Regions from separate parts of the Mus musculus genome. Here all the other regions are linked to region 3. Evidence: chromatin loops called from intact Hi-C (ENCODE). Cell type or tissue: left cerebral cortex. All regions are shown on one strand.

The links. Hi-C counts contacts between places; a loop is a spot of excess contacts. Peaks named below come from ENCODE experiments on the same cell type or tissue, not always from the same donor. Only the 100,000 strongest peaks of a DNase experiment are listed, where the experiment ranks them.
Region 1: a loop joins it to region 3, with 4 times the contacts of the local background. A loop is called at or near these places in 8 of 42 quality-filtered maps.
Region 2: it touches region 3 in a loop (1.8-fold over the local background); 5 of 42 quality-filtered maps call a loop at or near these places.

Annotation. Positions count from the first base shown.
Region 1 is chr19:57,485,213-57,487,712 of GRCm38, forward strand. Trub1 (TruB pseudouridine (psi) synthase family member 1) reads left to right here. Exons shown (of 8, transcript NM_028115.3): 7 at 2,053-2,109. Among named protein-coding and RNA genes, the nearest start is that of 6720468P15Rik, 22 kb to the right of the region's middle. In left cerebral cortex, no CTCF peak of the experiment used is centred here; DNase peaks (open chromatin) are centred at 1,338, 1,983 and 2,183; H3K4me3 peaks cover 196 bases; H3K27ac peaks cover 1,278 bases.
Region 2 is chr19:57,372,458-57,374,957 of GRCm38, forward strand. Fam160b1 (family with sequence similarity 160, member B1) reads left to right here. Exons shown (of 17, transcript NM_145505.4): 4 at 483-587; 5 at 823-945. Among named protein-coding and RNA genes, the nearest start is that of Fam160b1, 13 kb to the left of the region's middle. In left cerebral cortex, no CTCF peak of the experiment used is centred here; DNase peaks (open chromatin) are centred at 1,175 and 1,869; H3K27ac peaks cover 1,307 bases.
Region 3 is chr19:57,610,440-57,612,939 of GRCm38, forward strand. It overlaps Atrnl1 (attractin like 1), which reads left to right and starts at 595. Exons shown (of 29, transcript NM_181415.4): 1 at 595-1,204. The coding sequence starts at 915. In left cerebral cortex, CTCF peaks have their summits at 190, 405 and 1,022 (motif pointing left); DNase peaks (open chromatin) are centred at 50, 346, 1,039, 1,485 and 1 more place; H3K4me3 peaks cover 2,500 bases; H3K27ac peaks cover 1,893 bases.

The sequences.
Region 1 (2,500 bases), 130 kb before region 3:
GTAAGAGGTTTGACGGTCTACCCTGCCTGTGTCTTTGTTTTGTGTTTGGCTGATTTTACACAGTTGGAATGGATCTCTATAGTCTTGGATTTTTTTTGTTTGTTTGTTTGTTTGTTTTGTTTTGTTTTTTTCAAGACAGGGTTTCTCTGTATAGCCCTGGCTGTCCTGGAACTCACTTTGTAGACCAGGCTGGCCTCGAACTCAGAAATCCGCCTGCCTCTGCCTCCTGAGTGCTGGGATTAAAGGCATGTGCTATCATGCCCGGCGCTGGAATTTTTTTTGAATGTAAGAAAAGTTGTGGTTTGATTTCCTGAGGTACATGTAACTTCTTACAGGTTCAGGGTAACCCGAGTAGACCGATGCTCGTGTTTGACTATCATCTTACTGTAAACTTGGGATTGAATACTTAGGATCTCTTTAGAGAAATACGTCGAGGATGAGTGTTTTCAAGATTTTAGAGGCTGCCCTCCAGAGATGGCTCAGCAGTTAGGAGCACTAACTGCTCTTCCAAGGACCTGGGTTTGATTCCCAGCACCCTCATGGCGGTTCGCAGCCCTCCATGACTCCAGTCCCAGGGAATTCTATACCCTCTGACCTCTTTGGGAAGGAGATACACAGTCCTCAGACATATGCACAAATAAAGACCACAAATGTAACAATTAAAGTAAATAGAACTCTTACAAAATTACAGTTTTTATCTTACAGATACTTTTTCTTCCATTTTTTATACTTAATATATTTCATTTTAGAGTAAATATTGATCTTTTGAACGAAGCCCTTTTTGTTCATTGGGAATAAGAGGCTATAAAAGCAGACTGATTTCTGTTGGCCGGCCCCTCCGCTGTGAACTGCAAGTTAATTGATGTTAAAGTAGCTAAGACAAAAAGCATGGTTGGACACCTGGTTACAGTTTTAGCTAAGCCTCTCAATTGGAATATGTGATGCATACTTGAAGTCAAATAAAAAGCCAAAATACTTGTTTATACAGTTTTAAAGTTGTACAAGCCTATATAGTTTTTTGTCCTCGGGCTCCTGAAATTGATCCAGTGAATAATTTCACAGTAACGGTGAATAGAATCTCTTTCCCATGGGGTTTCCCAAAGCTATCCTTCCTCCACCATCACAGTGTCTCCTTGTGATACACAGTAAGTTCCTGCAGACGGTGATGCAGTCAAAACCGGGCTCAGTCTTATGTTTCCTGATTCTAAACGACTTGACAAACGAACAAAAACACAAACACCCCAGACCTACCAAGTGGTCCGTTCCATTCACTCCATGAAAACGCAGACTCCACTTTGGCAGAGCCAGTAAAACCTGGAGGATCAGGGTTTCCTGGCTGCCAGTCAGTCAGAGAAGTGCCTCACTGTATTGACCGGAGAGTGTGGAAGAGGGAGTGTACCTGGTTTCTTCTGCAAAGTCGGGTGTCATGCAGGAGTCACCCTCCACGGCACTGTGTGGCTTAGATTTATCTAATGCTTTGGTTATGTTTTTCTCAGAAGTATTTCCGAGGAAACGTGAGCACACAGGACTCTCGGTGTGTGCCTCCGAAGCATAGTTCTTCTCATGGGCAAAGGGAGTTTTGGTTGGTGCTTGGTTATATATGTATGTTTTTTCAAATGTTATAAAATCTGAAAATATTTAAGAAATCTACGGCTCGCAATAGAAAAGCTGAGATTTCTGACCATTTCAAGCACAGTAAATGAACAAAGTGTACAGATCTGAAGATATTCTTTTTAGCATCTCGAGCTCATGAGAGCAGAGCTGGGATTTCTATTTCAAACCTATTAAATGAACAAGGCTGAGGTATTAACGTGGTTCGGCTTGCCAGTTAATTTAAAATGTGTTCCTGACTTTCTGCCTACTCCACACTCAGACTTTTGGATCTCACAAACACATATGCTGCTGGATGAATAATTTATGGCTCAGCATATAAATATTTTATGGCTCAATTGTTTGCATAGCCATTTTTACATGTGTTGAAGAGCGTGGTTTCTATGTAAAGTGGAGCTCTCCGGAGGCCAGCCTCTCACCACAGCACTGCTGACCTTCCAGATGTTGAATGCGGAGGAGGCTTTTACATCCGGAGCCTGGTCAGTGACATCGGCAAAGGTAAGCAGAGAATGAGTTATGAACCATCGTTTAGACGGTCATGCTCCTTTCTGACGGGAGAGGCAAATTTCTGTTTTTCATTTTCCCGAGGACTGGCGGAGGGACTGAGCTGCTGCTTTGAGCTCAGATGCTTGTGGGTTTATAGTGTGCACTTCTGAGTCCCAGTGGCTGCCGGGAGGTGCTGGTAATGGAAGAGGGAGCACGGATGGGGCAGAAGATGAACACAGCGAGAGTGGGTGGGAAGCCTACATCTTTCCAAGTAAAAAGCATTTTAACTCAAAGTAGAGGTCAGAAGAACAAAGAGTTATCCTTGTAAAAATTATTTACATTGATACAAATCATTTAAAAACAAAAAACAAAAACTGGAAGCCATAATCTTACAAACCCAGAA
Region 2 (2,500 bases), 240 kb before region 3:
ATCAGGCTTGCTGCTTTTCAGTAGAATAGCTGGCATGCTATAAGACTTCCTAGTGATATTCTTTATAAGTCTGTGCCATAGGGTTCCTTTTTACTAACGTCTGCGTTATAACTTGTTCGCTGCTCTAACTAATAGAATATCCCCACGATCTAGCAGGGAGTCAGCTTTCATAGGCTCCTGTCCCAGCCTTGTGGTACCTGAAGTGCACACCAGCCTCAACAACACATGTTCACCGTGGTGTGTGTGGTCACAACCTCAGGTGTGATGTTACAGTCATGTTACACACAGTCATGCTACAGTCTCAGATGTATGATTGTGTTTCTAGAGGGCCAGTTGTGAATATTAATGGAAAATTTTTTATTCTGGCAAAATCATTAACTGGCCAGTGGCTTTGCCTTTGAAGGCGACTGTACTTACAGACACGGTTTGTCTTGTCCTGCTGCGAACATTTGCATATGTTCTGTTCTGTTTGTCCCGCCCAGTGCCCTCCAGGAATGAAGCAGCAGGTTTTGGTGTTCTATACCAAGCTTCTGGGACGAATCCGGCAGCCCCTGCTTCCACACATCAACGTACACAGGCCTGTGCAGGTATCCATTCCCCTGGCTTCAGATTAAAAACACACTGAATTCTGTATACAAGGAATTTTTTATTGTTTTCCTAAGAATAAAAATAATGGAGAAAATTATTGTAACATACCATGAAAATTTGCAAATATTTGGGTTTTTCTTATATCTCACTATGTTTATATTTCTCTGTAATGTTCTATACGTTATCACATCCCAAAGAGAATTTTAAATCTAAAAAGAAATTTTTTTTTGACAGAAATTAATTCGACTCTGTGGTGAGGTCCTTGCAACGCCAACGGAGAATGAAGAGATCCAGTTTCTCTGCATCGTGTGTGCAAAGCTGAAACAGGATCCCTACTTGGTCAACTTTTTCCTGGAGGTATGTGGCGCTGATCTGCAGCTCATTAGAAAATGAAATTAAATCCTCTGGAGCAATTCAGGTTTGCAAACTCTGCCGACAAGAAGCAGTGTTCATTTAAGATCAGTGTTTATTTCAACTGGCAGTGGTTATGTCATCCTGGAAGGAGAATTTCAAGGACTGCAGTTGAACCAGATAGGGCAGGGCTGAGATGAGACGGCTGAACATCAAGCTGAGGCTCTGAGGGAGGAGGCTTAGGGGAGGGGGAGGGAAAGGACAGCAGATGCAGAGGTGGGCAAGCTGAACAGAATCTCGAGGTGCCAACAGCTTTTTTTCCCTTTTGGATGCTGCAGTATTTTGTACTATCTTTATAGCCATAATCAAGGCATTGTTTTATTGATATTTTGAATTTTACTTACAGCTTAAGAGAGGAAAATAAACCAAGTCTGCTTTCTGCTTTTCTTCACTTTCTTTTTTCCTTTAATCTTTTTTTATTTTTATTTTATTTTATTTTTTATTTTTTATTTTTTTTGGTTTTTCGAGACAGGTTTTCTCTGTGTAGCCGTGGCTGTCCTGGAACTCACTTTGTAGACCAGGCTGACCTCCAACTCAGAAATCCACCTGCCTCTGCCTCCCGAGTGCTAAGATTAAAGGTGTACGCCACCACGCCTGTCTTCAATCTCTTTTTAAAAATAATGTCTACATATCATGTGTGCATGTGTGACAGAGTCCCTCCCCAAACCTGGGGTTCAGCGATTAGGATAGACTGGCTCCCAGGCGCCCCCGGGAGCTTCCTGTCCTCGCTCTGCCGGGTGCCAGGACTCTCAGCGAAGCCTTCATGCTTGCAGGGGAGGTGCTGACAGCACAGCCAGGCCTCAGCCCCTGTCTATTTTCTTAGCAGTGTAATCGTTGAGGCATACTTTAGGAAAAGTGACTTTGCCATCAGCAGTGTTTGTGGTCACCCACGGTTTCAGGGCATTGTGAAGTTTTTAGTTTTTCTTAGAGTTTGACATTCTAATATGTTGGTTTCTCTTCTGCTATTGAGTAAATAATTGGGGGTCCTATCTGCAACATTCCCAGCAATGAGCAGGCAGCTCAGCTGCAAAATTTCGTGAATTTATTAATTTTGTGCGTAGTACTCTGGCCAAGAAACGCCTGTCTCTGTTCCTGTTAACAAGTGCAGTCATTATCTTGTCTTTCAAGTTTGCTTCAGAACGCTTGTTAGTCAAGACTATGCCTTCCTAAAGATGTTACTTTGGCTGCATTTCAGTTCTTTTATTCTTTATGACTAAGAAAAAGTTAGTTTAGCTCTGAGATTTCTTTACCTTGCTTGTGTTTTGAGATAGGATCTTCCTCTGTGGGCCCAGGCTGGCCTTTAGTTTGGTGTTGGGGGAAATATTAAAAATGAACTGTCATATTCCTGCGATTGTTCTGGAAACTCGTTGTCCCAGCGGCCTGGCCAGCCATGCACTGGCAGGCAATGGTCGACCTGTTTTTATCTCACGGAGACTCTGGTCCGGAGCTCCTGACACGTCTCCACCCAGTTCGCTAGATTCCCACTGGCGGGTCATTACCA
Region 3 (2,500 bases):
GTTTTTAAGAAAAAAAAAAAAAAGAAGAAGAAGAAGAAACGTGCAGGAGACTCGGGGAGCGCTGGGGCGGGCGCCTCACTTTTGCAGCCCGCGGAGTACAAGGTTGCCTTCCTGCCGAGGCCCCGAGGTCGGAGTGGGTTTCTCCTCCGTGGGCTCCGCGGCGCGGGCCACACCTGGGGACGCACTCCCAGCGGTGCCCGCCGGCCGGGTGGGCGCGCGGGGGAGTCCCAGGTCCCCGTCAGGGGCCGGGCGAGACCACCGCGCCCGGACCGAGGGGGGGGGAGTGGCCACGAGAGTGCGTACGCACAAGGCTGCGGGGACGTCTCTCCGCAGTTTGGGCTGCGACCGCGGCCACAGCAACTGTGTCTGGAGGACGGAGGGAAGCAGGCTGCTGCGGTATCTCAGGCTAGCAGGAGTACCGCCGGGTACCGACAGCCGCCCTCCCCTCCCCGCGTGCTCCTGTTGGACGCGCCCATCTCGGGGGCTCCCGCGCGGCCCCGCCCTCCCGGGCGAGCCTCGGCATTCGGCGCGGGGCGCGGGCGAGGCGGGGCCGTGCGGGTCCCCTCCCCCTTCCCGCCCGGTCCCCTCCCCCTCGGGTCCCCTCCGGAGCGCGGGGCGCCGCCGGCTCTTCGCTCCGCTCCCGGAGCTACCGTGGCTGCAGGGTTCGGCTCGCCGAGGACAAGGTCAGGGGAGCGGGCGGCGATGCCCGAGTGTGACTGGAGGCAGCCGACCGGAGGCCGCCGCGCCTGGGATCCGCCGCTCCGGACCGGTCAGCGGGACGGGGGTCGGCGCCGTTGAGGAGCCGAGGAACAGCAGCGGCGGCGGCGAGGTCCTCTGCGGCCGGGATCCCCGCTCAGCGGCATCCCCGTGCGCTCCCGCGAGCGCAGCCCCGCCGAGCCGGGACGCCGAGGAAGATGGAGCCGGGGGTCCGGGCCCGCTCGGGTGCCCCGCAGCCGGCCTCCCCGGTGCTGTGGAGGGCTCGGCCGGCGGGCGGTGGGGGCGCCTCCTCCTGGCTGCTGCTGGACGGGAACAGCTGGCTGCTGTGCTATGGCTTCCTCTACCTGGCGCTCTATGCTCAGGTGTCCCAGTCCAAGCCCTGCGAGAGGACTGGCTCCTGCTTCTCCGGTCGCTGTGTCAACTCCACCTGCCTGTGCGACCCGGGCTGGGTTGGGGACCAGTGCCAGCACTGCCAGGGCAGGTTCAAGTAAGTGCTACCGTGGGACCCCAAGCCTCAGCCCTGCCCCGCCAGCGTAGCTCCCCGCCCCGCTCTGGCCTCGGGGTCCCCGGGAGGGGGCCCTACGCTGCGCCCCTCCAGCCTCCGGGTGCCCCGGGGAGCTCCAGCAGGCGCCCAGCCCGGGCTGACTCGGTGCTTTCCGCATGTCCTCAGCGGCTTGTCATCCTCTGCGCAGAAAGAATGTTCTCACTCCAATTCGTGCCAAACTCCGCCAATTAGGACAGTATCTGTTTCCATCAGAAACGGAGGAAATAACTCATGAAAAATCCATGAACATTGTGAGAAGTCAGAGGCGTCAGGGTTTAAAGTTGTGGCCCAGCTCCTTCCCTGTGCTGTTCCTCTAGTCAGAGAGCACGCCTCGGTTTAGTAATCGTCGAGTGTGGTAAATAGGGTTTACAATGGGCAAACTACGATCTGTACCTTGTTATAAGTTTCTAGGTTGGTCCTCTCACCCATTTCCCCATAAGTCTATAACTTACTGGAATTTTACGCCTTCTATCCAGAACCTACAGAGAGAAATCCAGGCAGCAATTTAAGTTAACTCGATCAAGGTTATGCAGAAAATGCTGAGTCGTGATTCCAGTCCAGCCAGCTTCACTCCAGAATATGCATTTAGAGGTGTTGGGTTTATCAGGACAGTCATGGCTTTGTGTGACTTTTGACAGGTGTATGGGGGACAGCAGTTTGGTTTTGCTGAAAAGCAAGGTGCTAAGGAGCCTGCATCTCTGGGGAAGAGACACTTCTCCCTATTGGCTGATGCTTATTAGATTTCTGCCTCTATAAAAAGAAGTGGGGTGGCCGTTGGGAAGGCGGAGAAGTGGGTTTCTCTGAGAAACTGCAGGAAAGCGGTCACCGAGAAAGCTTGTCCTAGATATTTAACATGAAGTTTACGGCTGATTGTGGTTGTGAAATAATACTATGTAGATGGCTAGTATTTGTTGTGGAGATGAAAGCAGAATCTAGGTAAAGTATCTCTGGCTTTGAGCCAAAGGTAAGAATATGGCTGACATTATTAATCTATTTCAGGGTGGTTTCCTTGGCGTTTTAATCACAGCATAGTTTTCTTTACTTTCTTTCCCACATTTTTACTGTTGCTCGCTAGAGCAATACCCCATATTAAGTGTAAAAAAATGTTTGTCTTAAATGACACTTTGAAATTTTAAGTAGATTTTATTCTTTAGTTTTTGGTTTTGGTGGGAAATCTTAGGTGAAATTTCATAAAATTGGTTTGGAGCAGTAAGTATTTCCAGAGTTCAAAGTTTTAGG